Linked DNA regions of Homo sapiens: region 2 is linked to region 1. The links are chromatin loops, found by intact Hi-C in ENCODE. Cell type or tissue: breast epithelium. All regions are shown on one strand. Each heading gives the region's core, and the rest is flanking DNA. Links, peaks and the distances in the headings are about the cores only.

Region 1 (15,499 bases), core at 5,793-9,792:
AGGTAGAGGCAGGGGTGCTGTTGAGTGTCCTACAAAGCCCAGGACAGCCACCACCACAAAGAACTATCCGGTCCCAAATGTTAGTAGTGCCCAGGTTGAAAAACCTTGCCATAGAAGAAAACATTTCCTTGAACATTTTAAGCTTAAAAGGTTAAATTTTCTGTATAGACAGAAAAATCTTCTTTAGTTTACATATTTGGGCAAAAACTAAGTGAAGTTATGTGAACTCAGATCAGCTCTCACAGATAAAACAACTTGCTAGGTTTCCTAGTTTCCTGGGAGTAGAGCACTTCAGATTCCAGAAATGATATATTTGCACATTATGGTAATTTGCTAGAAGCAAGAATGGAGTCTCATGGAGGTATCTGATCATTCTTTTGCCCAACCAGATCCTTTCTTTACTTAATATTAAAAAATAATTTTAATTTTCATTACAGAATGTTTCAAATATATAAAAAAGTACAGAGAAGAATATAATACTGATGTCCGTTTCATCTAGATTTAATGAATAACATCATTTTCTCATGTTTGTTATTTTGTTGTTAAAGAAATTGTTTTTGTTTTTGTTTTTGTTTTGTTTTTTGAGACAGGATTCTGCTCTTGTTGTCCAGGCTGGAGTGCAATGGTGCAATCTCGGCTCACTGCAACCTCTGCCTCCCGGATTCAAGCGATTCTCCTGCCTCAGCTTCTCACGTAGCTGGGATTACAGGAGCACACCACCACGCCTGGCTAATTTTTTGTATTTAGTAGAGACAGGGTTTCACCATATTTGTCAGGCTGGTCTCAAACTCCTGACCTCAGGTGATCTGCCCACCTCAGCCTCCCAAAGTGATGGGATTACAGGCATGAGCCATCGTGCCTGGCCAAGAAATGAAATGTTTTAGACAGAGCCAAGGTACCAGTTCCTCTCCCATTCCCCTATTCTCTGCCAGGCAACAAATGTCTTGAGTTGGTAGCTATACTTTTTCTGCATGTTTTCTGTATATTATATTTTATTAAATATGTGTACCATGGCAATATATTTTATTGTCCTACTACTTGTTATTTGTGTGTCTTTTCATCTGTTTTATCCCTTCATTTTTTTTTTCAAGAAGTATTTGTATGGGTCCGGGCATGGTGGCTCATGCCTGTAATCCCAGCACTTTGGGAGGCCGAGGCGGGTGGATAACCTGAGGTCAGGAGTTCGAGACCAGCCTGACCAACATGGTGAAACCCCGTCTCTACTAAAAATACAAAAATTAGCCGGGTGTGGTGGCATGCGCCTGTTATCCCAGCTCCTCGGGGCTGAGGCAGGAGAATTGCTTGAACCTGGGAAGCGGAGGTTGCAGTGAGCCGAGATCGTGCCATTGCACTCCAGCCTGGGCAACAGAGCGAGACTCCATCTCAAAAAAAAAGAAGTATTTGTATGGATGCTTGCAGGTCTAGTCATTTCCTGTGACTGTCGTTTCTACAATGGAGCACTGCAGCATGCCATCGCAGTGTATGAACATACTACTATTCATCTCGTCTGCTGCTGATAGACATTTATTTTTATTTAAGTTTTTGTTGTTTTTGCTATTAAAAAGCCTTGATGGACATTTTTAAAAATTCTGTATAGAAAGCAAATGCCACCTTAAGTTTGAAAATAAGTGACAAAATGAAAAAACAATTTCAACACATACAACAAATACATAGTTAATATGCATGAGATATAAAGTGCTCTTATACAAGAATAAGGACAAGCCAGAGGCTCTAGTAAAGAATGGGCAAAGATGGGAAACAGAGGTTGCAGGGAGCCGAGATTGCGCCACTGCACTCCAGCTTGGTGACAGAATGAGACTCTGTCTCAAAAAAAAAAAAAAAAAAGAATAGGCAAAGGATGTGGATAGGGATCCCCACAGGACATTGGCAGGACGTGGAGGTGGACTGAGTGAGGGGGAGCAAGGGAGAGGGAAGATCGGGTGACTCCCGGTTTTTGGATGATGCCCAGATTTTTGAGTTGGGAACTCACTGGTGCCACTTGCCAGGATGAGAGCAGGACCAGGATGGGGACGATTAAGAGTTTGTTGAGATCTGTTAATTTTGGCATGACTGTGGGACATATGAGAGGAGATATGCAATCAGCCCTTGGATTAAATGGCCCAAAAAAGGTGGAGGCAGCAGTGCAGGGCCCGGCCGGAGTGGGCATTTGTCACAGTGATTCTGACTACATCTGTACACACGGTGCCGGGAGTGATGCTGCTATGCTGGCTGCCTTCCTTAGCCCAGAGTCCAGCAGGCCTCTTTGTTCTTTACAGAGTTTGCCAAGGTTCCCCAGAGAAACAGAACCAATAGGGTGTGTGTGTGGGGGTGAGGGGGGGTATGTGTGTGTGGGTGTGGGGGTGGGTGTGTTTGTGGGTGGGTGTGTGTGGGTGGGTATGGGGGTGTGTGGGGGGTGGGTGTGGGTATGTGGGTGTAGGTGTGTGGGTGTGTGTGGGGGGTGGGTGTGGGTGTAAGTGTGCGTGTGGGATGTGTGTATGGGTGGGTGTGGGGTGTGGGTGTGTATGGGGGTGTGGGTGTGGGTGTGTGTAGGTGGGTGGGTGTGGGGGTGTGTAGGTGGGTGGGTGTGGGGGTGTGTGTCAGTGTGTGTGGGGGGTGTGTGGGGGGTGGGTATGTGGGTATAGGTGTGGGTGTGGGGGTGTGTGGGGTGGGTGTGTGGGTGTGGGGGGTGTGTATGGGTGTGTGTGTGGGTGTGTGGGGGGTGGGTGTGTGGGGGGTGTGTATGGGGGGTGTGTGTGTGTGGGGGGGTGTGGGTGGGTGTGTGTGGGGGGTGTGTGTGTGGGTGGTTGTGGGGGTGTGGGTGTAGGTGTGTGTGGGGGTGTGTATGGGGGTGTGTGGGTGTGTTTGTGGGTGTGAGTGTGTGGGTGTGGGGGTGTGTATGGGGATGTGTGGGTGTGTGTGTGGGTGTGTGGGTGTGTGTGCCCACACGTGCATGCATAAAGAGATTTATTTGAAGGAATTGGCTCACGTGATTATGGGGACTATCAAGTCCAAAATCTGGCCCAGGAGAGCCAATATTCTTACCCATGTTCTTTCCCATGTTCTCGCCACCCGCCTTTTTTCTCACTGCCGGTCATAGAGGTGACTTGGGCCAGGGCTCGGCTCTGCTGAGTTCCGAGTGTGCCCCAGGGGCTGATGATTGAAAGTCATTTGCATTTAGCTCGGTGCTGGCGTGAATCAGATACTGTCGGGGTACTTGCCACTCAGTGTCACGGAAATGTATTCCCTACGGGGAAATAGTTTGGAAATACCTTCCCTGAAAAGCCTTCTCTACCTTTTGCAGCTGACATTTCCTGTTTTACTTCCCAAATTGCCTGAATTGAGCAGAGTTTGGGAGCTCTGTGGACCCAGGCGCTCCCAGAAGGATGCCCCCCAAGCTTGGAAGGCCACTCTGCATGCGAGCGGCTTCCCTCCGGCTTCTCTGCCCTGGAGCCCCTGTGCCTCCTCCGTGTTCCTCCAGGGGCCTCACACAGGCCCCTTGTGCTGCCCCACAGCTCGGGTGCCCCTGGCCTTGCAGAGATGGTGCCCACAATCTCTGCTGTGAGCCTGCCAAGCCCACACCTTTGGCACGGAGTTGCCTCAGGCTGCCTTCTGTCCTTGTGGGGCTGATGGAAGCGGGTGTCACGGACAGAAATAGCTGCCCTTGCTACATGGTACAAATAGGACTGGCTGTGGCAGAAACCTGGACAGTTTTCTGTTTTCCCTTCATCCTTGCATTTGGTTCCCTCATCCCAGTCCCACTCTGCCCTCGTGAACCCTCAGTCCTTTTACCTCATCGTCCAGTAAGTGTTAGTGGCGCGTCACCGCAGCCAGGCCCTGGGACGGCCCCCAGTGTCAGGACGAGGCAGCTCTGGGGGGCAGACGGCCAGCTTTGCAGGGTCTGCACCCTCATCCTGGGAGCAGAGAGGAGGGAGGGGATCCAGGGAGGGTCCTGGGAGAAGAGCTGAGATGGCTGGTGAACAAGTTAGCATCCTGTGGTTGCTGGCAACAGAAACCAGCTCCTCTGCCTATCTAGACAAAAGTGGCGAACAGTGGAAGAAATGCATGAGGATTGAGGCTTGGGAAGGATGGGGTGCAGGGTGGTTCCGGAATTTAGGCAGGAACGGGATCTAGGAATGGAGGGGTGATACCCCCACCTCGGGAACAGGAGGCCTCTTACACATATCTGCCCCCCGCCACCCCATATTTCATGTGTGCATGGCTCTGTTTGAGGTGGAGGGGAGATAGAGTCTTACTGGCCAGGTGGGGACCCTGTGGCCACCCCTCAGCCTGAGGCTTCCAGGGCAGGGCTGAGACATAGGGTGAGCACCTCCCGGGCAGCCTCCCGGCTCCTTGGAATCTAGGGTGCCTCGTGGAGGAGGGGTGTCAGGGTTTGGATGCAGGTGGGCCCAGCTCTGGGAACTTGAGCCAGTTACCTAATTCTTAAAACTCTCCAACTCCTTGTGCATAAAATGGGGTAATACGATGTACCCTATGGGTTTGTTTTGAGGATAAACTGAGGCAAGTTTATGTGGAAATGCTTGGCACACAGTAGGCATCAAATATGTCTGTTCATGTATCCCTGTGGGAATCGACCTGTGGACCTCAGGCAGTGGGATGTGGGGGTGATAGGAGGGAGCTGTGCCTGCAGCTTGTGCCAGGGTGCAAGTTCCTTCTGTGGCTGCCCTGTGGAAAAGCACATCATCCCTGCTTAGACCCTCGGTTCACTTGGGGCCAGAATCCCTCAGCAGACCTTCTGCTCAATCATGGAGAGAAAGCAACTCCTGGCTTTTAGGAGAGCCCTTGAACTCGAGGTTCCTTTTGCTGCCCTGTAGGTTATTGGCAGGCCGAGTGTTAAAGTCCTTTTCTTCCGTGTCCCCTTGCAGTTTCCCAAAGGCTCTTGTTCCTCCCCGCCCCTGGCACCCACTGTTCTTTTCATTCTTTTCAGTTCTGCCTTTAGAAATAGGACTGAATGCTGGGAGAGCTGCCTTCCCTGTGAGGTCATGAGTTTCATGACACTAATGGGCTTGAAGTGGCCTGTTGTCCGGTCATGTCTTTAGAAGTAGCCTCGTGCGGAACCTGAGCCCCCTGTTGGGCCAGCACAGGGAGAGGCTCAAAGTGCCGTAGCCTGAGACTGTGAGGGGCGTGGGGGCTCAAGAGGAGGGCATAGCCCAGGGAACAGAGGATGCCCAGACCACCCATGAGGGGCACCCGCCTCCCCCATCAGGAACTAGAACACCCCCCACCCCCTCTATGGCCCTCATACTGTGGGGAATGTACTACTTTATTTATTTTTATTTATTGTTATTGTTTCCTTAGAGTCAGGATCTCACTCGGTTGCCCAGGCTGGAGTGCAATGATCACGGCTCACTGCAGCCTTGAATTCCCGGGCTCAATGATCCTCTTACCTCAGCCTCCCAAGTAGCTGGGACTACAGGCACGTGCCACCACACCTGGCTAAATTTTGTTAATTTTTCTTTTTTTGTTGTTGTTGTTCTAGAGACGGGGTTTGCTGTGTTGCTCAGCCTGGCCTCCCTGGTCTCAAACTCCTGGGCTCCACCAATCCACCCGCTTTGGCCTCCCAAAGTGCTGGGGTTACAGCTATGAGCCACCACGTCTGGCCCGAACGTACTACCCCAGTGGCACGGGGGCAGCAGGTGACCTGGAGGCTGAGCCCACAGTGCCTCTGAGCTTTGCCACTTACAGGACTGGAAGGTGACCGCCCCTGATCGTCACCTCCCATTTGTGGCACCGCCCGTCTCACAGTGGGGATAGAGGCCGGCTGTGCTGGCCAAAGTGCTTGCTCACATGTCAGCTGTACCCAGGAGGGACATGCTTCCTAGCTGTACCTCTGGGCCTCAGAGTACTCACAGCGGGGGTGGCCACCGGTCTTGCTGTTTTCTGGGGCAGGTGGAGAGAACAGGGGACCCCATCTGAGGGAGACTGCTCCCCACCGCCATGGCAGGTCTTGGGCTTAATTTTCAGGAGGGCAAAGTGGTGCCTCCCAGCTCCCCGGCCCTGCGCCTGCGTCCTCCCTGAAGTGCGCATCCGCCGACTTGCCTTCCCCGCCTTGGGATCCAGGAGCTCCAGCAGGGGCTGGGCTGGGGGCTCTGTAAGCGGCGAGCTCTGTTCCCTGGGCACTAGTCCCTTTACTTCAGTGGGAGGTGGTGGGGTGGGAAGGGGAAGGAAGGGTTGCATGGGAGGGGACTGTGTGGGGTGATAAACTCAGGTGGGAAGAGTGCTTGCAGGAGGAGGGAGAGTGTAAGGAGGGACATGCCCCGGAGATTATGCTGTGGACTGAATCTTGTGTCCCAAAGTCATATGTTGAAATCCTAATCTCCAAGGTAATGGTGTTAGGAGGTGATTAGGGTATGAGAGTGGAGCCCTTGTGATGGGATTAGTGCCCTTAGAAAAGGGACCCCAGGGAGCTTTTTCACCCCTACGACCCTGTGAGGTTATAGGGAGAAGGCATCATCCATGAACCAGGAAACGGCCTCACCAGACGCTGAATCTGCAGGCGCCTTACAGCCTCCAGAACTGTGAGCAATACATTGTCCTTGTTTGTAGGCCACCCAGTCTTTTTTGCAAGCCACTGGTAGGTTTTCTTAGAGCAGCCCCCACAGACTAAATCTGTAAGCCATGCAATTCATAGTATTTTGTTATAGCAGCATGAACAGGCTAAGACAGGCCGTTTTGGTGAAAGAAGGTGGAGGTGATGGAGGAGGAGCTGAGAGATGCAGGCCCAGGTGTACTGGTATCTGCCTCCGCCACCCACAACACCAAAGGTGGAGACTCAGACCCTGCAGCCGCCTGTGGAAGGGTCACAATCCCCCGGGGCTCACTCCAGGCATTGTTTAGGACTATTAGGAGTGGCTTATTTCATAACTGAACACGCCTTTTTCTTCTTCCTGAAGAACCCCTATGGCCCCAGTCTTTTGAGCAGGCTGTCATCCTTTTATTTTTTTAAAAAAGGACTGTTATAAAAACCAACTATAGGTCAGGCGCGGTGGCTCACGCCTGTAATCCCAGCACTTTGGGAGGCCAAGGTGGGAGAATCACCTGAGGTTGGGAGTTGACGACCAGCCTGGCCAACGTGGTGAAACCTTGTCTCTACTAAAAATACAAAATTAGCAAGGTGTGGTGGTGCATGCCTGTAGTTCCAGCTACCCGGGAGGCTGAGGCAGGAGAATCGGTTGAACCTGGGAGGCGGAGGTTGCAGTGAGCCGAGATCGCGCCATTGCACTCCAGCCTGGGCGACAAGCGCGAAACTCCGGCTCAAAAAAAAAAAAAACAAGCCAATTATGCTCTCAAAAGGATCTCACTCTCCAACCCTCGAACACACACAGCTCCACAGTTAAAAGAAAGTCTCCCTGTACTCGCATCTCACCACCCCATCTAATCCCATGCCCTAGGATGTCAGTATTGTATGAGTGTAGTCTGTGTTCTGTCAGAGCTTTTGCTGTGCTTTAACATATGATACACATTTTAATTTTTACAGAAATAAAATAATGCATGGTATAAACACACTTTTAAAAATTGTTTTGACTTCGCAGTATAGGAGCACCATTCTCTGGCAGCCCAACCTAAATGAACCCCAGAGGCCCGGCCGTTCTTACTCAGAGACTGTTCAGATTTACACCAAAACGCCATCAAAGGAGTCAGAGAGGGAACTCTCCCCAGAGCTCCCAGCCCTCCCCTCCCCCTTCCTCTCCACCTTCCCATTTTTCTGTCTAGAGCTCTGGTATTTTTTCTTCCCTGCCTTCCTGGACCTCTTCCACATTTCTTTCCACACCAGTAGTTTTCACCCTTTCCGATGTAAGAGCCTTCTGGTTTGTTTCCAGCACTCTCTCACTCTGGTCTTTCTGTTCTTTCCCCCGGTCAGCCAGAGGGATGGCTGCAGTGACCAGCGCAGGCCCTTCCTTCAGGGGCAGAAAGGCAGAGGGTCCTCACACACTTAATATTCTGTGACTCTGCCACCCATTATAGCTTTTGTCACTTTAATAAACTTATCAGTACCTCTGATGTCTGCCGAATTTTTACAAACTTTTTATTAAAATGTAACCAGCTACAGGGCCGGGCACGGTGGCTCACTTTTGTAATCCCAGCACTTTGGGAGGCTGAGGCGGGCGAGACCAGCCTGGCCAACGTGGCAAAACCCCGTCTCTAATAAAAATACAAAAATTAGCTGGTTGTGGTGGCGCGTGCCTGTAATTAGTTGGTTGTGGTGGCAGGTGCCTGTAGTCCCAGCTACTCGGGAGACTGAGGCTCGAGAACTGCTTGAACCCGGGAGGCGGAGGTTGCAGTGAGCCAAGATTGTGCCACTGCACTCCAGCCTGGGCGACAAGAGTGAAACTCCATCTCAAAACAACAATAAAAAGATGTAACCTGCTACAAGCAAGAGCACATATCGTAAGTTTGCAGCTCACACCTGTGTCCAGGCCAAGAAACAGCACCTGGCCAGACCCCCACAGACTCCCCTAGTGTCCCCAGGGCACATAATCCCGATTTCTCACCTAAGAGACTGGTTCTGCCTGCATTTGAACTTCATATAGAAGCACGTGGTATGGATTCTTGTGTCTGCAATTCAGCATTGTTTGTGAGATTCATCTATGTTGCTGCATGCAGTTGAGGGTTATTCATTTGTGCATTGTTGTTGGGCATTTGGGTAGTAACCAGTTTTTGTCGTGAAGAGAGCTGCTGCGAACAATGTAGTATATGTCTTTCAGTGAACATACGTATGCATTTCTGTTGTGTACAAACCTTACAGCAGAATTGCTGGGCGTAAGGTATACATATGTTATGTTTAGTAAATAGTTCCAAATCTTCTGAGACAGAGTCTCACTCTGTCACCCAGGCTGGAGTGCAGTGGCAAGGTCTCAGATCACTGCAACCTCCACCTCCTGGGTTCCAGCGATTCTCCTGCCTCAGCCTCCCAAGCAGCGAGGACCACCACACCCGGCTAATTTTTGTATTTCTGGTAGAGACGGGGTTTCACCATGTCGCCCAGGCTGGTCTTGAACTCCTGGCCTCAAGTGATCCACCCGCCTTGGCCTCCCAAAGTGCTGGGATTACAGGCATGAGCCACTGTGCCCGGCCCCAAATCATTTTTGAAAGAGGGTGATAGTCCCACCCAGTGTGTTTGACAATTCCAGTTGCTCTGCATCCTCCCCAACACTTGGATTTTCTGTCTCTTTTCTTTTAGTTATTCTGGTGGCTTTGTAGGTCTGTTTTTGGATCTTTTTGCTGTTCTGTTCTATTTGTCTATCCATGTGTCGATACTGTTATTTTAATTCCCAAAACTTGATAGTTAGTATTGATAATAGAATAGAGGTTAGATTTTCAGGATTGCCTTGACTGTTCTCAGTCATTTGCACTTCCATAGAAAGTTTAAAATGTTTGACAATTCCCTTAAAAATAAAAAAGATAAACAGCCCTGCTGAGATTTTTAAAAATTATTTCTTTGTTTCATTTTTTGAGACAGGGTCTTGTTCTGTCCACCTAGGCTGGAGTTCAGAGACGTGAACATGGCCCGCTGGAGCCTGGACCTCCCAAGCTCAGGCGATCCTCCCACCTCAGCCCCCTGAGTAGCTGGGACCACAGGCACTCACCAACACACCTGGCTTCCTTTTGCAGAGATTTTTTTGTAGAGATGGAGTCTCACTGTGTTGCCCAGGCTGGTCTTAAACTCCTAGGCTCAAGCCATCCTCCCACGTCAGCCTCCCAAAGTGCTGGGACTGCAGGCATGAGCCACCACGCCCAGCCACCCTGCTGAGATTTTGAATGAGATTCATTGAATATGTATTAATTTAGACAGAGTGACATCTTTACACTCTTCAGGCCTCCGATTCATGAACATGGTATCTCTCTCCATGTATTTGAGTCTTCTTTAATTTTGTTTGATAATGTTTTATAGTTTTGAGAGTAGAGGTCTTACACATCTTTTATTAGATTTATTCTTAGAATTTAATTTTTTGTGTGTGAACTTGTGTAGATAGGTAAGAATTTAAATGTTGTGTGAATATTAAATAATAATATTTTTAAAATTTGCTTTCTGTTGGTGATGACTTTTCATGTTGGTCTTGTATCTAGTTACCTTGCCACATGTACTTGTTAATTCTAATATTTTTAGATTTTCCATGTATCTTCTACCATACCATCTATAAATAATTAGAGTTGTGTTTGTTCCTTTCCAATTCTTATGCCTTTTGTTTCTTTCACTTGATTAATTGATTGTCTAAGACCTTCAGTAGTGCTGAATAGAATTGGAAATAGCAGGCATCCTGGTTTCATAACTGAACTCAGAGGAAATATTAAAGGGCTTTTGTAAAAAGTGATGATTAGGTGTTACAGTTTGTCAAATAGTGTTTCTAAATTTATGAGATGATCATATGACTTTTCCCCCTTTTTTCTGTCAAAACAGTGCATTATATTAATTGATTTTTAGGATGGTAACCACGCTTGCATTCCTGGAATAAACGCCAGTTGGATGGGATATATTATTTTAATATGTTGCTGGATTCAATTTGCTAATCTTTTGTTTAGGATTTGCATCGGTCTTTATAGAAAGATGGTCTAATATGTGTTCTTCTGTGGTCCAGTTTTGGTATAAGGTTATGCTGGTCTCAGAACAAGTTGGGAAATGTTACCCCATTTCTATTCTCTGGAAAAAAATGTGTAAGGTTTAGTGTTGCTTTTTTTCTGAAGTGTTTGGAAGAATTCACTGGTGAAAATATCCAGGCCTAGAATTTTCTTTAGATTTTAAGTAATTAAGTCACATGTTTTAATAGAGAACTCTGCTTCATTATTTCTTTTTTTTCCCTTTCTTTCTTTTTCTTTTTTTTTTTTTTTTTTTTTTTGAGACAGAGTCTTGCTCTGTCACCCAGGCCGGAGTGCAATGGCGCAATCTCAGCTCACTGCAACCTCCGCCTCCCGGGTTCAAGTGATTCTCCTGCTTCAGCCTCTCAAGTAGCTGGGATTACAGGCACTGTCACCATGCCCAGCTAATTTTTGTGTTTTTAGTAGAGACAGGATTTCACCAGGTTGGCCAGGCTGGTCTCGAACTCCTGACCTCAGGTGATCCATCCACCTCGGCTTCCCAAATTGCTGGGATTACAGGCGTGAGCCACCGTGCTCGGCCTCATTATTTCTCATAACAGCTTTATTAAGATTGAAGTCAGACACCGTACGGTTCATCTGTTTAAAGTATGCAATTCAGTGGTTCTTAGAGTATACACAGAGTTGTGCAACCACTTCCACAGTTATTTTCAGAACATTTTCATTGCCCCACACAGAAACCCTGTCCCCTTAGCCGTTAACCCCTAAGCCCCTTCCTACAGGCCCTGCCAACCACGAATCTATTTAATTTCTCTAAAGCCTTGCCTTTTCCGGACATCTCATGGAAATGGAATCACACAACATGTGGCCTTTTTCATCCGGCTTCTTTTACTTAGTGTAATATTGTCAAGGTTCATTCGTGCTCTACTATGTATCCATACTTGATTCTTTTTTTATGGCTGAGTAATGTTCTGTTGTATGGCTACTCCACAGTGTGTTTATCCTTTCATCAGTTGATGGACATGTGGGTTTCCACTGTTTGCTTATTAGGCATAGTGCTGCCATGAACATTCTTGTACAAGTGTGTGTGGGAACATATGTTTTCATTTCTCTTGGGTAGATAGCTAGGACTGGAATTGCTAACTCACGTGCTTCATTATTTTTTATTGCTAAATAATAATAGGGATATACCAAAGCATATTTAACAGCTACCTTATTGATGGGCATTTAGTTGTTTAAGTTTGCTGTGAAACAGTGCTCCAGGCTGTGCTACTCAAAATGTGGTTTGCAAATGGATGCCAGCCCTTGAACTGTTTGTTATGGTTCTCTAACAAGATTAGAATAGAAATGGAGAATGTGTGGAAACTTTTATGAAAGCAATTTAAACAGTAATTTTATGTCTACTGAATCTAATTTTTTAATAAAATGGGCAAGTACTTTTATGTTTTTGGTTATTTAAATTTCATTTTTCTACCCCATCATTTTAGTGTATTTTATAAAAGCGTGGGTCCCTGACAAACTGGAAGTTAGAAAGATAAAAAAACAAGCAGCTTTTCACTCCAGTTAGGTAGAGAGGCGTTAAGTTTCTTCCAGTGTGAGCTTCTGCGGGAATCTGCCTAGAGGTGGAATGCCCAGCCCTGAGCGGTAAACGAGCCCTCTGGGGCTCTTGTGTGAGGAGGAGGGAGGAACATCTCCCCTTCAGCTCCTCTGTGCTCAGGATGATGATGAGCTGTAGCACAGATGAATAGACAAACAGAATGCAGCATATCCATACAATAGCATACGATTCAGCCTCAGAAAGGAAGGAAATTGTGGCACAGGCTGCAAACGTGGATGAATTCGACTAAGCCAGTCACAACAGGACGGATACTGTGTGATTCCACTCATAGGAGGTACCTGGGGTGAGTGCCAGGGGCTAGCCAGGGAGAACGGGGACAGCTTCTGTTTGGGAAGTTGAAGAGCTCTGGAGGCGGACGTGGTGATGGTGGCACGACAGTGTGAATGTACTTACCGCCACTGAGCCGTGCACTTGTGGCTGCCATGGGAAACGTCATGCCACGTATTTTACCACTTAAACGTCGTGCCGCGCACGTTTCACCACGTAAACGTCATGCCGTGTATATTTTACCACTTGCACACACAGTTTCAGTAAAGAAGGCGCCTGTCATGGCCTTGCCCTGTGGCTGGATGCTGCCCCACAGCCGCCTTCGGCAGACCGTGGTGTCCATTTTACAGAATTGTCACCCAGACAAGAGAGGGACAGGTCCGGCCCTCATGTCTGCTGAGTGGGGAGCCCATGCCAGCACCCCCTGCCACAGACTCCCTCTGAGGACACCCCTTGTCCTCCGTCAGTCCCAGGCATCTGTGGACACTGTTCTCCTCTCCTCGGTACTAGTTCTATGACCCAGGAAATATCGCTTGCCCTTCACCCAGCCCCACCCGGCCTCGGTTTCCCCATCTGTGAGCTGCTGAGGCCAGTGGTTTCTGACTCTGAGTGCTGGAGCTCTTTCTTCTGGCAGAATCTGAATACGACCCCGGGCCTCAGGCCCACACTGGCAGACCCTGAGGGTGCGGCAGGGAGGGGGCCTCGCAGGAACCTGATGGCACGTCTACAAGCCCCAGACCCCCCTAAGAGAAGTCTAGAGATGGGGACACGGGTGGTCAGGGGTGCTCCTCTCCCTGTCACCCCCGGCCTGTATGTGGGACCCCCTCCCTCTACGCCTTCCATGGAAATCATGTCACCCGCTGTGTTCCACAGCTCAGAGGTGTGAGGAGTCTGGCCCAGGCCAGTGCCGTATGTGTCTCTGGAAGGTAAGCAGGAGTGGACCGGAAGAGCAGAGGAGCAGCCGTCGGCGGTGAGGATGGGCCTGTGTGGCTCTGCAGGGTCAGATCCTAATGGCTGCTCCCAGTGCAGGCCCCGTGGTAGAACCATAAATCAGCCCAGGTGTCACCAGGGCCTGGGGCGGAGGGCTCAGTAGAGCTGTGGCTGCCAAAAGCTCACATCTGGCTCTCCAGCTCTGACCCAAATGTGCATCCTCCACCCCCTCAGCACATGCCCCACCTCCCCGGGAAACCTCTGGGCTGTCCCAGCCCCTCCCAGAGCCTCTGTAGGGTCATCATCGCTTTCAAGAATGGGACCGAGCCGCATAGGGATGCCCTCATCGCACCCTGAATGGGCCTGTGCAGCAGGTACCGGAGCTCAGGGCCTGGGACTCAGTGCTGTGGGCCTAGAAGTGTGAGGCCATCAGGCTTGGGAGGCTCCCAGCAGGCCTCAGACCTTGCAGGGGACTGAGGGTGACTGACTGCACCTGTCCATGGTCTGGATGATGCATCCGGTGATTGGTCCTTATTGTACAACCTGTAGACAGTGTGGACACTGAAGCAGAGGAAGCAGCCACACCTGGGACCCTGACATCAGATTCGGGCCCTGTGGGTTTTGTGAGCATAGCGAGGAACTGTGCTAGAGTTTCCCGGTGATGTGGTCGGGATGTGAGAGGCTCTCTAAGCCCCACTGGGGCTTTCCACGCCGGTCCATCCCCTGGTCTGTCAGGGTGCTGTTGTCTCCATCTCTTCGTGGTTCTCCCGTGAGGAGGCAGGCAGACCGGGGAAGCCACACTCCCCGAGCACCCCTGCGGCATGAGCCGCGTCCCCAGCCGAGGGTGACGACAACCTTGTGGGAATGGCAGTGAATTGTTCCTCAAAGGAGATTTCTGTATTGAAGGCCCATCCTCCGTAGTGGCTGCCTTGCTGGTGGCCTCAGAGCCAGGGACAGCCTCTGGCAGACCAGATCCCTGGGGACAGTTTCCACCTCAGAGGGTTGTCAGCATTTTACCTGGAGGAAGGCCCGGGGCCTGGCCCTTGCCCTGATGGGTCATGACCCTCTCGGGTCCTGGGAATCCAGGGGTCAGAACAGACAATGGCAAAAGGTGGCCGGAATCCCCTGACCAGGACCCTCACACTGGGCCAGGCACCTCCCTTGCCCCGCAGATAGGGCCTGACCTCAGGGCCACATGGCGGGATGCCCACCCTCTCACAGCCCTCTCCACGATGGGGCTGGGGACTCTGGCTCAGGTGAGCACTTGGGACCTCCTCTCTTGGCTCTGTGCACTTCGTGCTGGGCACACGGCGCCCTTCAGACAGGATGCAGGGTGATGGGTCTGCCTCCAGCTCCTGGAGTCACGTCCCACCCCTGGTTCTTTCCCAGTGTTTGCATGTTCCTGTGACCACGCCTTGTGTTTCTGTAGCCCAGGCTTCTGACCCTGGCCTGGAGGGGCTGAGGCACCAGGGTTCCCTGTGAGCCGCCAGCTGGGCCTCTGGGCTGCGCACTGCTGTTCTGTGCGTGGGAGAGTGATGCCTGGCATGCGGTATACAGAGCGCCTTCAGAGTCCTTGTCTTGTTTGGTGCTCACAGGAGCATGCTCAGCTTGTGGCCTTGCCCACACCCACGGAGTGCTGGAGCCAGAAGGGAGCTGTGTGTAACCGAGGCTTGGCAGCCTGTTGGAGTAGATAAGGAAGCCAGGGCTCTGAGAGCGTCAGGGCCTTCAGCATGAGTTCTGGAGTCAGAAGGAAGCTGTGGGCTGGGCACGGTGGCTCACGCCTGTAATCCCAGCACTTTGGGAGGCTGAGGCGGGCAGATCACTTGAGGTCCGGAGTTTGAGACCAACGTGGTCAACATGGTGAAACCCTGTCTCTGCTAAAAATACAAAAAATTAGCCGGGTGTGGTAGCAGGCGCCTGTAATCCCAGCTACTGGGGGGAGGCTGAGGCAGGAGAATCGCTTGAACACTGGAGGCAGAGGTTGCAGTGAGCCGAAATCACGCCACCGCACTCCAGCCTGGGCGACAAAAGTGAAACTCTGCTCAAAAAAAAAAAAAAAAGAAAAAGGAAAAAGAAGGAATCTGTGGATTTTAAGCAAAATTATGTGTAATAACCTCTTTTAGTCAACAGGAA
Region 2 (15,499 bases), core at 7,167-11,166, 93 kb before region 1:
GCAAAGATTTTAACAGAGTCAGGTGGAAGAATATGCATCAACCCCAGCTGTAAGGATGAAGAAGCAAGCCAATGCTCCCATCACCCTTGCAATATCATGCATTACCATGATCCCTTCCCCTTCATTCACCATCACACACACACACACACACACACACACACACACACACACACACACACTGGGAGGGGCTGCAACCACTACCCCTTGTCACTCCCCAAAGGACCCACCGACCACCCCTGTCTTAGGCTCTGGCACACTGTCACTCCTACCCACATGTCTGATTATAGGCATGTCATCACAGCTGCTCTCAGTGAACAAGTTCATGTACACAGACGTCTCCATCTCCTCCTTCTGGGAGTAAAGCTCTCTAGGGATCCTTCTGCTCATCTACATGCCTTATAACTGACCCCCACGGTCGCTGTTCCAAACGTACTATGCCCCCAAATAGTAAACATGTTCTCTTCCCTGCTCTCACCTTTTCTCCCAGCAAGTCACCTCTGGTACCCTTCCTGATATTAGAGATGTTGTCCTTGTTCCAACGTCATGTCTCCAGTGCAGAAAAGGGCTTTTCAGGTCACCTTTGATGACCCCCAGACAGCCACCTGGTGTTCCTCCTTGAATCAAGGAATTTGCCTGCAGCAGCATGAAGGGGAATAAAAGAGTGAGGTGAGATTGGTGGGCTCCAGGTTTCCCACGTGTGACTCAACTAATCCCCAAACCTAAATTACAGGCTGGTGTGTAGAGCCTTCACCATGAAGGCCCTTGGCAAATATTTAGATTGGTTTTAAATAATCAAACAATTATTTATAGGAAGGCATAATAATTATATATATGTTCTCAGGATGAGTGGATAGCTGCTAGGTTTTCTTTCTTTTTTTAGATTGAGAGATATAATACATATACAAAAAGAGCAAATTAAAATATATGGTAGAAAGCAGGGCTCAACAAACTTCTTCTGTAACTAGCTAGATAATAAATACTTTCATCTTTGGCGGGCCATACATTCTGTCATAACTATTCGATTCTGCCACTGTAGAGGGAAAGCGGCTATAGACAAGAGGTAAGTGAATGGGTGTGGCTGTACTCCAGTAACACTTCACTTACAAAAACAGTCAGCAGGCCAGATTTGGCCTGTCTGGCCGTAGCTTTCCTATAGTGTCTTAGTCCATTTATGATGCTATAAGAAAATACCACAGACTAGGTAATTTACAAATAACAGAAATTTATTTCTCACCATTCTGGAGGTTGGAAATTCCAAGATCAAAGTACTGGCAGGTTGGGTGTGCCTGGTGTGGACCTGGTCTCTGCTTTCAAGATGGCGGCATGGACACTGTTTTCTTCGGAAGTGAGAAAAGCTGCATCTTCACTTGATACAACAGGTAGAAGGGGTGAACTCATCCCCTCAAGCCCTTTAATAAGGCACTAATCGATTCATGAGAGCACAGCCCTCATGGCCTAATCACCTCCTGAATGCTCCACCTCTTCATACTGTTGCTTTGGGTATTAAGTTTCAACATGAACTTTGAAGGAGACAAAAACTTTCAAACCATAGCACATAGAGTTGAAAACTCATAAAACAAATACAAAAGCAATCACTAAGCCAAGAAAGAGAACATGGCAAGTACTCACAGGACTTAGACATAAGAATAGTAGAATTCCAGAGAAGGTTGGATGCTCAACTCCAGTAGGTTTACTATGCCAAAGTCAGGATCCTAATTGGGAAGGAATAGGAGCCTGACACTGGAAATAGGGATATCTGTGTTGACGCACTAAAAAATCTTGCATTATTAGATTGCTCTGAACCTCCTGGGTCTGCAGAAGTGGCCCGTTCTTCCCTGTTAAAGGTCAGTGCTGCTTCCATGCTTGAAGATGTAAAGAAGATCTGGAGGCTTCTGCTTTAAAGGAAAGCATGCACCCTTCTCAGGATCAATCCCCTCTTCCCCAGTCCCAAGACCAGTAACTAGGGTCAAGCTACAACATAATCTGGCCAGGCAAGTGCTGGGCCTCTTAAGGGAAGGAAAGAACCGTAGGCAAAGGAACTGCAGGACCTTGCCAACAAGTACTTGCAGGACAGTTCTGCAGATGGCCTTGGACCAACCCAGTTCTCTCCTCTTTCTTACTTGCAGTTCTCAGGAAAAACCATAGAATGTGCTGGGAACACAACAATGTGAGATAAGGAGAAGCTGGCTGGAAAGGCCTGGGCTCTGTTCCAGTCCCCCCTACCCCAGAAACAGGATGTCCTTCAATGCCTTATTCCAGTGAGTCATGTTGCCCTGGGGCATAAAACCCAGGTTGCACTTTCTTCCATGGCCCTTTGGCTGCAGTCCAAGTGGAGCATACACACCACAGCAAGACTCCAATCCAACCTCAGGGGGCTTTCCTGAGCCCTGGGGATTAGCTTCCAATGAATCCTGGGCTTCCGTTGTCCCTTGCTTCCTATGAGTAAGTAACAAACCCTCTTCATGTAATTTATATGTGGGTGTTCTGTCTTACCAGATTCAGACAGTGTGGTAACTAGAGCACAGTGAACTTGCTTCACAGCACTGGCAGGAGCTGAAAGAGGAAACATGGGCTGGATCCCAAAGGTGCTCATTGAGAGCTGTGCAACAGAAGCCTGGGAGGGCGAGTTTATTGATACGGGAGCCCTCTGCTGTGACACAGGATCTAACACCGAGGCAAGGCCCCTGGGAGACAAAGCTAACGTGCTGCTACAGATGAAGCCTGGGGAAAGTGCCTGTCACCCTGCAGGAAGTGCAAATGCTGCAAATGCTGTGGAAAATGGCAGATGAGGGGAACATAAGACCCAGAAGGAGATATGCTAGAGGGTGTGCTCTACTCATCAGCTGACTCTGCCTTGTGAGAGGGCCTCGAAGAGGCTCCATCCTTCAAGGAGATAAGGAAAGTGCCGATGAGAAGGTCACCAGCATAACCGAGAAGCTCAGTGGGGGCCGTCCTCTGAGGCCAGCCATGACCATAGGAGAAGCTACTCGGGATTGAGACCCAGAGCGGGAAATGACTACGGAGCAGGTCTCAGCTTTGGTGTACACAGCCCTGTCCCTTGGGCTATAAAATCTGGAAGACCCTACAGTATTAGAGATATCTGTGATGTGGCAAAAACACCACGAGGAGAGTCTGTGCTTTGTTTCCCCACAATTCTACACTCTGTGGGTTGAGAGGTCTCAGGTCTCAGAGGGACGATGCAGAAAGACACAGAAAATGTCCCATTAAACTTCAAGCTACAGCTGACCTGTTGCCCATTCATTTGAGCGTCTTGTGCCGAGAGATTAGAAGGCAAGAAAAAGAGTCAAGATCCCGCCAGAGGTGACTAACCCTGATGATCAGGAGGAGGCCGGACTGCTGTTACACCATGGGGATGCGAAGGATAAGTGAGACACTGAGCAACCCATTCGGGTGATCTCGGTACCCTCTTTCCCAGCCTTTGTTTTTTTTTTTTTTTGAGACAGAGTCTCGCCCTGTCGCCCAGGCTGGAGTGCAGTGGGGTGATCTCAACTCACTGCAACCTCCGCTTCCTAAATTCAAGTGATTCTTCTGCCTCAGCCTCCCGAGTGGCTGGGATTACAGGTGTGTGCCACCATGCCCGGCTAATTTTTTTGTATCTTTAGTAGAGATGGGGTTTCACCATGTTGGCCAGGCTGGTCTTGAACTCCTGAGCTCGTGATCTGCCTGCCTTGGCCTCCAAAAGTGCTGGGATTACAGCCATGAGCCTCCATGCCCAGCCTCTTTCCCAGTCTTAACAGTAAATGGACAAGAAAGTAAGCCGTGGCCTGAGAAGGACGAGGTGACTAGAGGCTTAGAACACACAGGGTTGAGGGCCTGGGTTACCTTCCCAGATGAGCCGCCAAGACCAGCAAAGGAGCTAGCCACAGGTGCAGAGAATCTAAGCTGGAAAGTGGAGGGAGACAGTGGGTACCAGCTGTGGCCTGGAAACAAGCTGCAGCAGAAGGGGCCAAACCTCATCCCATTAACCCATCAGGAAAAGAGACCAGCCAGAAACCTGGAAGAGTAGCTCCAGATGGCAAGGGCTTACTGCAGTGGAAGGGTGGCCTGCAGTGGACACGGTGCTGTGCCGCCCATATCCCACTTCAGGACCAGTGCACTCACTGCTCTGGTTGCCAGCTTACAGATGAGTCATTGTCTAGAAACTGCCCTCAACCTAAGGAAGCTTCTTTCTCAAAGCTACATGCCTTCCCTGGGGTCAGCCTACCTCTAATGACTGGTCAACGTTGGAATATAAAGATCGGGACCTCCTAACTCAACTGGGATAACTGTGAAGGGTGACTTCAGACCCAGATTTCCTGAGAGGACCAGCTGAAGCAACACATGTGCTCACCTCAAGGTGCTCTTCCTGAGAATACTCCTTATGAAACTTCGTGCCACAAATATCAGAGTCTCGGAATCTTTTCCGGAGGCACCCGGCGTATGGAGATCTGTTCCTGGGCTCTCTGTTCTGTTCTGTTGGTTTACTTATCTATCCTTGTGCCGACATCATGCTGTCTTAGTCACTATAGGTTCACTACAATCTCTGTTAGAGCATGTGCTCTCGCCTTGTTCTTCTTCAAGTCACTTGGCGAGTCGTGGCTCTTTGTAGTTTTATCACTTTTTTTTAGAATCAGCTTCTCAGTTTCTACAAAAAGCCCCATTGGGATTTTGCTTATAATTGATCTAATGGATCAATTTGGAAAGAATAGGGGGCAGTATTTTTAATATTGAGTCTTTTACCCAGTGAATTTGGTATCTTTATGTAGGTATTCCTGAAGATCTCTTAGTAAAGTTTTATCATTCTTACCATAAGGTAAAATGGTAGAAATGATAAAACTTTGCTAAGATATATTGTTGACAGAAACATATTTGATTTTTTTACACTGATTTTATATCCATCAACTTTGCTAATGATTTACAGGTTATGTTGTGCATTTTCTCTTTCTTTCTCTCTCTTTTCTTTCTTTTTTTTTTTTTTTTTATTGAGACAGGGTCTGGCTCTGTTGCTCAGACTAGAGTGCAGTGGCACAATCTTGGCTCACTGCAACCTCTGCCTCCCAGGCTCAAGCGATTCTCAAACCTCAGCCTCCCGAGTAGCTGGGACTACAGGCCTGCGCCACCACGCCCAGCTAATTTTTTTGTATTTTTTGTAGAGATGTTGTTTCACCATGTTGTTCAGGCTTATCTCAAATTCCTGAGCTTAAGCTATCTGCCCGCCTCGGCCTCCCAAAGTGCTGGGATTATAGGAGTAAGCCATCATGCTGGGCCTTATTTTGCATTTTCTTTTTTCTTTTTTTTTTTTTTGAGATGGAGCCTCGCTCTGTCGCCCAAGCTGGAGTGCAGTGGTGAGATCTCAGCTCACTGCAACGTCCGCCTCCTGGGTTCAAGCAATTCTCCTGTCTCCGCCTCCCAAGTAGCTGGAATTACAGGCACGCGCCAACAGGCCCAGCTAATTTTTGTATTTTTATTAGAGACGGGGTTTTACCATGTTGAACAGGCTGGTCTTGAACTCCTGACCTCAGGTGATCCACCCACCTCGGCCTCCCAAAGTGCTGGGATTACAGATGTATTTTCCATTTTCTACACATGCAATGATAACATCCACAAATAATAACAGTTTTTTTTCTGCAATTCATTTATTTATCTTTCTTGTCTTAATGAACTAGATAGGCTATCCAGAAAAACATTGAGTAGCACTGAAAAAGGCTGAAGGTAAATGGAGAATAGCATAAGATATACCAGATTTTGTAAGGCCTTGTTGGCCGGAATAATGGTTTTAAATTTGTTTTAAATAAACTTAGAAAATTTTGATAGCTTTCTGTAGAGAAGTAATGAGTTCAGTATTTCTAAGACTTTTCCAACTTCTGGATGGATAATGAATTACAGGAGAATAAAGAGTGGGGGCCAATCTCATTCATGGACATAGACACAAAAAGCCTTTAAAAAATTGCAACAATGACCCAGAAAAGTATAGTATATAAAAGGTTTTTCCACAAAGTAGCTTAAAGTTAAACTCTAAATGTAATTTTATATTACTATAAAAATCATGCAATCATCTCAAAAGAAGAATAAAAAGCAAATAAAATGCTCACCAAGAATGTGAGTGTATGAATTTGAAATGGAAAGGAACCATCTCAATCTAATGAAAAGTTGCTATCAACACCTGTTACGGACAGCATTCTTAACAGCAAAATGTTAACAATATTTCTTGTAAGCTCTGACAAGACAATGTTGCCCACGATGACTGCTTCCATTTGTAGCTGTACTGGTCGCCTTAGGTAGCACAGTAACAGAAGAAAAATAAATAAGAGGTGTAAAGACCAAGAGGTGAAACAAGCCCATTATTATTTGCAGATGATACAATCTTTTACCTAGAAAGCCCCAAATAATTTAAAGACAGGAAATTAGACATGACGAGAGAATTTAGCAAGGTGACAACACATAGGATTAATATCTAAAAACCAGCAGCATTTCTTTACTCTAGCAACAGTTAAAACTGTGTGTCCAATCTTGTAGCCACTAGCCAATGTGGCTATTAGGCACTGAAAATGTAACTGGTTCAAATTGAGATGAGCTGTAAGTGTAAAATATATATCAGATTATAAAACCTTGGTACGAAAAAAAAAAAAAGAAAACAAAATACTTCATTAATAATACTGATATAGGCCAGGCACAGTGGCTCAGGCCTGTAATCCCAGCACTTTGGGAGGTAGAGGCAGATGGATCACCTGAGCCCAGGAGTTCAAGACCAGCCTGGGCAACATGGTTAAACCCCATCTCTACAAAATAATAATAACAATATTGATATAAATTACATGTTTAAATGATATTTTTGATATATTAGATTAAATTAAAACAGAAAATTTTGAATTATACCCATGGGGAGCTTCTAGAAGAACAGAGAGAGGACCTTTACACATTCTCTCCCAAAAGCAGCAACTAAAAAATAAATAGCAAATTACTAAAAACAATTACTTTGGAACTCTGGAAATTAAGCAAAGGCATACAACAAGCTGAAAATCATTTATTCAAGAGAAACTATTGAACCTTAGTAAGATCAACAAAGTGTGTGACACATCGTCTTAGAACTGCTCCCGTTCTCACTTCCCCCTGCCCTTGCCCCAGCTCCATGGTGCAGTGTTGGTGGGACTGGCTGCCTTACTGGTGCCAAAAGGGGCTGAAATGATTTGGAGCTTCAAGGAAAAGCTCTGTTTCCTTGGTTTTTTGAAAACAATAATATTTGGTAGCAATCAGAGGCCGGCAGAGCATGGAATCTCCTAAGGCTGTGATAACAGTTGGGGCAAGCAAGCAATCAGCAAAACATTTAAAAGGGAGATCTAGGGAACAAGACAGGCCCCAGTTTATACTCGCATGTGACCGACCTCGACACCCCGTACAAGCAGGAAGTGAAAGCTGAGGCAGATTTGTTAACCTGTTGAACGTTGAACACATTCCTCAACCCACACACAGGTTCCCTGGGCAATGGGTGGAAGCCTGGCCAGCTCAAATCGTTTAATCTTGTGTTAAAGAAAGAGCTGATGAAAGGGTCATCCCTTTAAGTATCAAGCAATTCTTAAAAGGGACAACCTTGCTTGTGAAAATAAAAAGAAACTCTGGCCCGGGAGCGGTAGCTCATGTCTGTAATCCCAGCACTTTGGGAGGCTGACGTGGGCAAATCACCTGAGGTCGGGAGTTCGAAACCAGCCTGGCCAACACGGTGAAACCCCGTCTCTACTAAAAATGCAAAAATTAGCCAGGCGTAGTGGTGCATGTCTGCAATCCCAGCTACTTGGGAGGCTGAGGCAAGAGAATTGCTTGAACCCAGGAGGTGGAGGTTGCAATGAGCCAAAACCATGCCACTGCACTCCAGCCTGGGCGACAGAGTGAGACTCCGTCTCAAAAAGAAAGAAAGAAAATAAAAAGAAGGCCGGGCACGGCGGCTCACGCCTATAATCCCAGCACTTTGGGAGGCAGAGGCAGGCGGGTCACAAGGTCAGGAGATCGAGATCATCCTGGCTAACACGGTGAAACCCCGTCTCTACTAAAAATACAAAAAATTAGCCAGGCGTGGTGGCAGGTGCCTGTAGTCCCAGCTACTTGGGAGGCTGAGGCAGGAGAATGGCATGAACCTGGGAGGCGGAGCTTGCAGTGAGCCGAGATCTTGCCACTGCACTCCAGCCTGGGCAACAGAGCAAGACTCCGTCTCAAAAAAATAAAATAAATAAAATAAAAATAAATTCTGAATTGTAATGGATGATTTTTATGACACTTGCCACTGCTATCTTTTGAAGTGGGTTTTGAAGAATTTTATTCTTTTACATAGATTTTGATCAAGAGATGTAAAATAATACTGAAGAATGGAAAGTTATTCCTTGAAAGATGGTATTATGTGCTTCAATGGATCAAATTGGAAGATCAGTTTTCAGTTATTAATTTTATGATAACAGATGTTCAATATATATGCAGTATGGATATATAGCTGTATATGTGTGTATACATATATAGCTCATATTAATGTTGAGAGTATTTTCTCATTAATGAGTTAATAGACAAGAGAATGAAACAAGTTGATACGACCACTGTAGAAACTATGTAACAATGCAAATGGAACGTAGATTGTAACTGCAAGGAATTTTATAAGCAAATTCTGCAAAACTAGGAACTGTTAAGGAGAGCCAAATCATCAGGGAAATACAATTAAAGAGAGAGCACTTAGATACTTAGAATTTATTTCAGATAGGAGGCCGGGCACCGTGGCTCACACCTGTAATCCCAGCACTTTGGGAGGCTGAGGCGGGCAGATCATGAGGTCAAGAGATCGAGACCATCCTGGCCAACAAGATGAAACCCGTCTCTACTAAAAATACAAAAAATTAGCCGGGCGTGGTGGCCGGTGCCTGTAGTCCCAGCTACCCGGGAGGCTGAGGCAGGAGAATGGCATGAACCTAAGAGGCGGAGCTTGCAGTGAGCTGAGATCGCGCCGCTGCACTCCAGCCTGGGCGACGAGCAAGACTCTGTCTCAAAAAAAAAAAAAAAAAAAAACAGGATTGACTGTGTATAAATATTTATTGGGGTGAACATATTTCCACAACATACTGAGAAGAAAAGTTATAACATCAAACTTAACTAAAATCTTGAAAGTGTTACCAAAACTAAGGCTGATTTGATAAAGTTTTATTGGAAGCCAAATGTGAGGATTGACCTGGGAAGACACACCAAGAAGGCTGGCACATTCTAGAGTGTGCTACAAGGTGGAAGGCTTTTATAAGAAAGTTTAGGAGAAGGGAGTGGACTCCTTCCCAGAGGAGTTGTACCCTCTGCATTGGAGGGTACAGTATAGAGATTACAATCATTGGCTACAGATGACTGCATGCAGGCTACAATGTTCTACGTGCAGGACAATCAGTAAAACTTCAGGATTCAGAAACAAATCAGTGTCTTGTTCAACGTCAGTGGGTTATGCATTAATTAGTATGTCAAGAATCTGAGGAACTCACAAGAAGATTCTTTGCTCAGGACAGAAGTTCATCAGGAACCACAAGTCCTCCCCAGGCAGGTTAATTTGGAAGCCTGCCAAATATGACCTGTAGGTATTAGAAGAATTCCCTTCGCAAACAGTGATAAGGCAAGGATGCCCATTATCATTACTTCTAAGGGAGACAAGGTGGTAAAATAGGAAAAAGAATATAGCCCTTGGATCTAGAAAAACTCTCACTGGTGGTGAACTGGAATGAGTTCCAGGTGGAGGTGAAACATTGGCTGATGCAGTAGCTGGAGGCACTCGAATAGCATGGGGGCAATGGCAATTATAAGAATTGTGTAAGAGTTGTCTGCTTTTGGTTATTTTTAAAACTTTGAGGCCAGGCTCAGTGGCTCACACATGTAATCCCAGCACTTTGAGAGGCCAAGGTGGGCAGATCATTTGAGGTCAGGAGTTCGAGACCAGCCTGACCAACATGGTGAAACTCTGTCTCTACTAAAAATGCAAAAAAATTAGCTGGGCGTGGTGGTGCATGCCTGTAGTCCCAGATACTCAGGAGGCTGAGGCAAGAGAATTGCTTGAACCCAGGAGGCAGAGGTTGCAGTGAGCCGAGATCATGCCACTGCACTCCAGCCTGGGTGACAGAGTGAAACTCCGTCTCAAACAAACAAACAAACAAAAAACTTTGAAGAAGGAAAATGACAAGCTCAGGTCAGTCAATTGTAAGTTAAAGCACATTGTAGAGACAGAAGGCCTGTTGCGGCCATAGGGAACATTGTGTTGAAAATCAGACCAAGGATTTAGCTGTCGGGTGGCAAAGCTGCAGAGGAAACGGAATGCCGAGCCTCAGTGGTCTCCTATTCCAAGTTCAGACCTCTGAGAAGCACATCTCCAGTGTGTTTCATATATTGTCCTTCCAATCTTTCCTCAAGTCACTTACTCAGTCGTACACGTGGCCTTGAAAATATGTAGGGTAGTTGTGGGTTTTTAAATATCCGCAAAAATGGTTTTGTAAATCGCGAGTTTTTTTCTCCACTCAACATTAAGTTTCTTAGGTCTGTTCATATGCTATACATAAATCTAGTTCATAGCTTTTAACCGATATGCAGTATCCATATATATTTTCTAGTTATTCATTCCCCTAATGATGGATCTCTACTTTGTTTCCAAGTTTTTCTTCCTATGACAAACAAAACTTCCATGAGCATGCTCACAATTTCCTCATGGAGTTCAATGAGACTCGCAGGAGGTTTTTATCCCATCCTTCACATGTCTGGCTTCCCCTTTTCCTTTAGCTTCAACTAAAACGTTACAGCTGCCAAGAGCCCTTTTCTGAGCAGCCCACCTAAAATAAGCCATCCTCAGTTATTCTTTCAGTCTCTAGTTTGTTTCTTTCATAGCACATGTAAAACATTGAAGTATTTTATTTATTTCCATTTTTTTCTCTCTCCCACTACATCCTAACCTCCATGGCGATAGGCACTTTGTCTTATATACTTTTGTATCTTTAGCGTCTAGAACAGTATGTGGCATACGTAAGTGCCCAATAAATACAGAAGGAAAGAAGGAAGGAAGGAGGGAGTCTGTCGGTCAGCTGGAGTGCAGTGGTACCATCTCGGCTCACTGCAACCTCTGCCTCCTGGGTTCAAGCAATTCTTGTGCCTCAGCCTCCTGATGTAGCTGGGATTACAGGTGTGTACCACCATGTCTGGCTAATTTTTCTAATTTTAGTAAAGACAGGATTTTGTCATGTTGGCCAGGCTGGTCTCAAACTCCTGGAATCAAGCAATCTGCCTGCCTCGGCCTCCCAAAGTGCTGGAATTAACAGGCGGGAACCACCATGCCCAGCCAAAAGGAGAGAGTTCTTGAAAGAAAATTTGAGAATGATTCAAAGGAACTTGGTTGGTTGGGACCTAAGGAGAGAAAGGCCAGTAAGAGATGACCCTATTTAATGGGGAATGATTTGGCACCTTCAGAATTGTGAATTCTGATACTAAATTTTAAGCTGTTTTCACTTCTGTGCTGTACCCACCCTCCAGTATCTCAGTCCCCTCTTATCGTCAGTGATATGTTCCAAGACCCCCAGTGGGTGCCTGAAACCACAGACAGTACTGAACTCAGTTGGCATCGATTGGAATACGTTTCTGTTCATGTCTCCCACCCACAAATGTAATCCCTTTTCCATCTTCACTAAGCACTCATCAGGCACTGTGGCTATAACTTATGCAGTTTGAGGTACAATAGCAAAACTAGCATGAATTTCTTTTTCCTTCACAATTTTACAAATAGAAGACTTGCTCTCGTTGTAGATCTTGGCAATCTCAGGATATGATTTTACTTTCTTTCCTTAAGTCGAGAACTTTCACCTTTCCACTTTAACGAAGCACTTTGCAGCCTCTCTTTGGCATACCCAAATTGCCAGCATCACTACTGTCGTGCATTGGGGCAAGAATTATTATGAATAAGGGGTACTTGAACACAAGCACTGTGATATCCTCCCAGTGGATCTGACAACCCAGATGGCTACTACGTGACTGTCAGGTAGGGGATACAGCAGGGATACACCGGACAAAGGGAGGATTCACCACACGGGCAGGAGGGAGCCAGGCAGTGCAAGATTTCACGAAACTACTCCCGACAGTGTGCAATTTAAAACATATGAGGTTTTATTTCTGGAATTGTCCATTTAATATTTTCTGACTGCAGTTGACTGCGGGTAACTAAAACCATGTGAGGTGAAACCGAGGATAAATGGGATGACATGGCTGGCTCTGGGTCCTCACCCAAATCTCATCCCAAATTTTAATCCCCTTAATCCCCACGTGTTGAGAGAGGGACCAGGTGGGAGGTGATTGGATCATGGGAGTGGTTTCCCCCATGCTGTTCTCCTGATAGCAAGTGAGTTCTCACGAGATCTGATGCCTTTATAAGTGTTTGACAATTCCTCTTTCACACACACTTCTCTCCCCTGTTGCCTTGTGAGGAAGGTGCCTGCTTCCTCTTCTGCCATGAGGCCTTCCCAGCCACGCAGAACTGTGAGTCAAACTTCTTTCCTTTATAAATTACCTAGTTTCCAGGAAGTTCTTTATAGCAGTATGAAAACGGACTAATACAAGGAGACTCTTGCATCCTCAAAGTTTTAAGCCTATTCCTCATTAAAGCTATGTATTAATAGGCTTTGGGAAATAAAGGACAAAGGATCTGTGTCCATAGTTGGCACAAAACTTTATGAAGTAAGGACAGCAATTGCAGATGAGATAGTATAGGGGAACTGAGAGATGGAACCAGAACAGAAATCAGAGTAAGCCGTGATGGGGGCTACCAGAAAAGTTAATAGCCTCTCCAGAAGTCATCAGAATACTCTGAAGGATGCTGTACTTCCTATAATTACATGAAATAGGACATTGATATTTATACATTAAAATAAAGAGTAACCCTAGAAGATTGAGAGACAAATATGTTACATATTTTCATACTTTTATGTAGGATTCTACAATGTTCCTTAAATATTTAGGATTTAGGTAAATATACTTTCTCTTTAATGGTTTCATTGGATGGTTGAATAGTAAACCCTAATTTACTAATGTGAATGAGAAATGGCCTCTAAAGCTGGGCGCGGTGGCTCACGCCTGTAATCCCAGCACTTTGGGAGGCCGAGGCGGGCGGATCACGAGGTCAGGAAATCGAGACCATCCTGGCTAACACGGTGAAACCCCGTCTTTACTAAAAAAAATACAAAAAATTAGCTGGGCATGGTGGCGGGCGCCTGTAGTCCCAGTAGTCCCAGCTACTTGGGAGGCTGAGGCAGGAGAATGGCATGAACCCAGGAAGCAGAGCTTGCAGTGAGCCGAGATCGCGCCACTGCACTCCAGCCTGCTCTTGCAAATGTCTCTGTATATCCAGGCTTGTCCAACACAGACCTATAGATTGTCCAAGACAATCACAGTCTTTAGTCTGATATCTGATCTACAATGATAACACAGTCAACCAGGAGACTTTTATAAGAAGGTTTAAATGCTGGGGGAAAATCACTAAGTAGATTCGTCAGAGAAAACACATCTGGGAAAATTTTTTCAATGTGATTTGAATCAGATCAGTGTTGGGGTACAATGACATAGGGTAATAAGTGACAGACATTAGGAAATCAATAAGACATTTTAGGGACTGCTCTGAAACCCAGGGACTCCACATCAAGCCAATAATTGAAGTTGACAGAAACAAATCTCAGTTCAATTCCTGATTTTCTATATCAATGGAGAGGGATGATATGGCTAACCCACTGCAGCTAAGAACCCATTACTGAGTCTGCTTAAATTGTTACTTCCTCTTTCAAGGGCGTTTGGGCATGAAATGGCAGGACATATGTTAAATTGTTGATATGCTACAGTTTCTAGAACCAATAGCATGAGAAGTCCTGAAGGTTACTGCAGTCTGTGTGGCAGTTGTATCCAAAAGGCACATTCGGCTGTGACTCAGCTCTGAGACCCTTTCCTTGGTGGTAGCAGAAACTGACAAGGAGGCTGGAAAGACCAGCCTATCATATTCCCCTACACAACCTCTGAGCTAAATCCCTCCCTGGACCCTTCCACTCCCCACCTCACATGTACACTGCGAAGTGTGCTGTGAACCAGAGAATGCTTCTAGCACCGTTTGGTGCCACTGAATCTTGCTTTATAGATCAGGAAACACTGGAGGCAGCTGGGATGTTACTCATCTGGGACAGTGTGGGATGCCTGGGAGACCCTTTGTGACTCAGTGTTAAATAGCAAATAAGGCACTGAGACTTTTAGTGACCTTGATGTGCTGGAGATAAACAGATCCATTGTGTCATCGTGAAAAGCCTTCAATGATATATTACCTTGGAGAGTGGTTTTTTAAGACACACCTTTGATCTTGCTGAAAGATGGACTCAGCATGTTTGCTCTAATGACTAAGTGAAGTAAGTTGCCACGTACTTTGTTGTGTAAGTTGAAGCAGTCAGTAGAAAGGATTAAATGCAAGAGCTTTGGAGCAAGCAAGATCTGGGTCTGAATCCTGATTCTGGGACTTGATAACTGATCTAGGGCAGATAACCAATGATCACTTGATAGGATTCAGATGATTAAATGAGATCATGTATATGAAGTGGTTAGCATAGAATGAGCATTTGATAGCTAAAAGCAAGTCTAATTAGTAAGTATCAGTAACCAGCAGCTAATAACAGAGGCTATAACTGCAAAGGTTTATACCTTTGTAAAGGTTACTCTATACGGTAATAAGCTTTTGTTTAATTTACACAATAATTTAGACTTTTACTCTAAAACCTGGCTCTCATATATGAGTGTTTTTGATGTCTGAAGTTAAGCATGTCGTATACATATCCTAGAATATGTGATAAGAATATTCCTTTGGTTGCTCTTCAAAGCTAAAAATTTCTTTTTTTTTTTTTTTTGAGACAGAGTCTTACTGTTACCCAGGCTGGAGTGCAGCGGCACGATCTCAGCTCACTGCAGCCCCGCCTCCTGGGTTCAAGCGATTCTTCTGCCTCAGCCTCCTAAGTAGCTGGGGGTACAGGCACCCGCCACCATGCCCAGCTAATTTTTGTATTTTTAGTAGAGACGGGGTTTCACCATATTGGCCAGGCTGGTCTCGAACTCCTGACCTCATGATCCGCCTGCCTCGGTCTCCCAAAGTGCTGGGATTACAGGCGTGAGCCACCGTGCCCAGCCAAAAAAATTCTTAAACTAGTTCTTTTTGTTTTTGCTTTTGAGACAGGGTTTGGCTCTGTCACCCAGGCTGGAGTGCAGTTGCACGATCTTGGCTCACTGCAACCTCTGCCTCCTGGGCTCAAACCATCCTCCCACCTCAGCCTCCCGAGTAGCTGGGACCACAGCCATGCACCACCATGTCCAGCCAATTTTTTTTCTGTATTTTTTGTAGAGATGGGATTTCACCATGTTGGCCAGGCTAGTCTTGAAATCCCAGGCTCAAGTGATCCACCCACCTCTGCCTGCAACCTGAGATTACAGGCGTGAGCCA

Evidence for each region. Peaks named below come from ENCODE experiments on the same cell type or tissue, not always from the same donor. Only the 100,000 strongest peaks of a DNase experiment are listed, where the experiment ranks them.
Region 2: a loop joins it to region 1, with 10 times the contacts of the local background. A loop is called at or near these places in 1 of 110 quality-filtered maps.

Annotation. Positions count from the first base shown.
Region 1 is chr5:178,534,900-178,550,398 of GRCh38, reverse strand. The region is part of intron 2 of COL23A1 (collagen type XXIII alpha 1 chain); the gene reads left to right. Among named protein-coding and RNA genes, the nearest start is that of COL23A1, 48 kb to the left of the region's middle. RefSeq lists a silencer at 6,037-6,331. In breast epithelium, for the core only: no CTCF peak of the experiment used is centred there; no DNase peak of the experiment used is centred there.
Region 2 is chr5:178,629,475-178,644,973 of GRCh38, reverse strand. No RefSeq gene overlaps it. Among named protein-coding and RNA genes, the nearest start is that of CLK4, 10 kb to the right of the region's middle. RefSeq lists enhancers at 420-1,619, 13,689-14,888 and a silencer at 14,132-14,426. In breast epithelium, for the core only: no CTCF peak of the experiment used is centred there; a DNase peak (open chromatin) is centred at 9,553.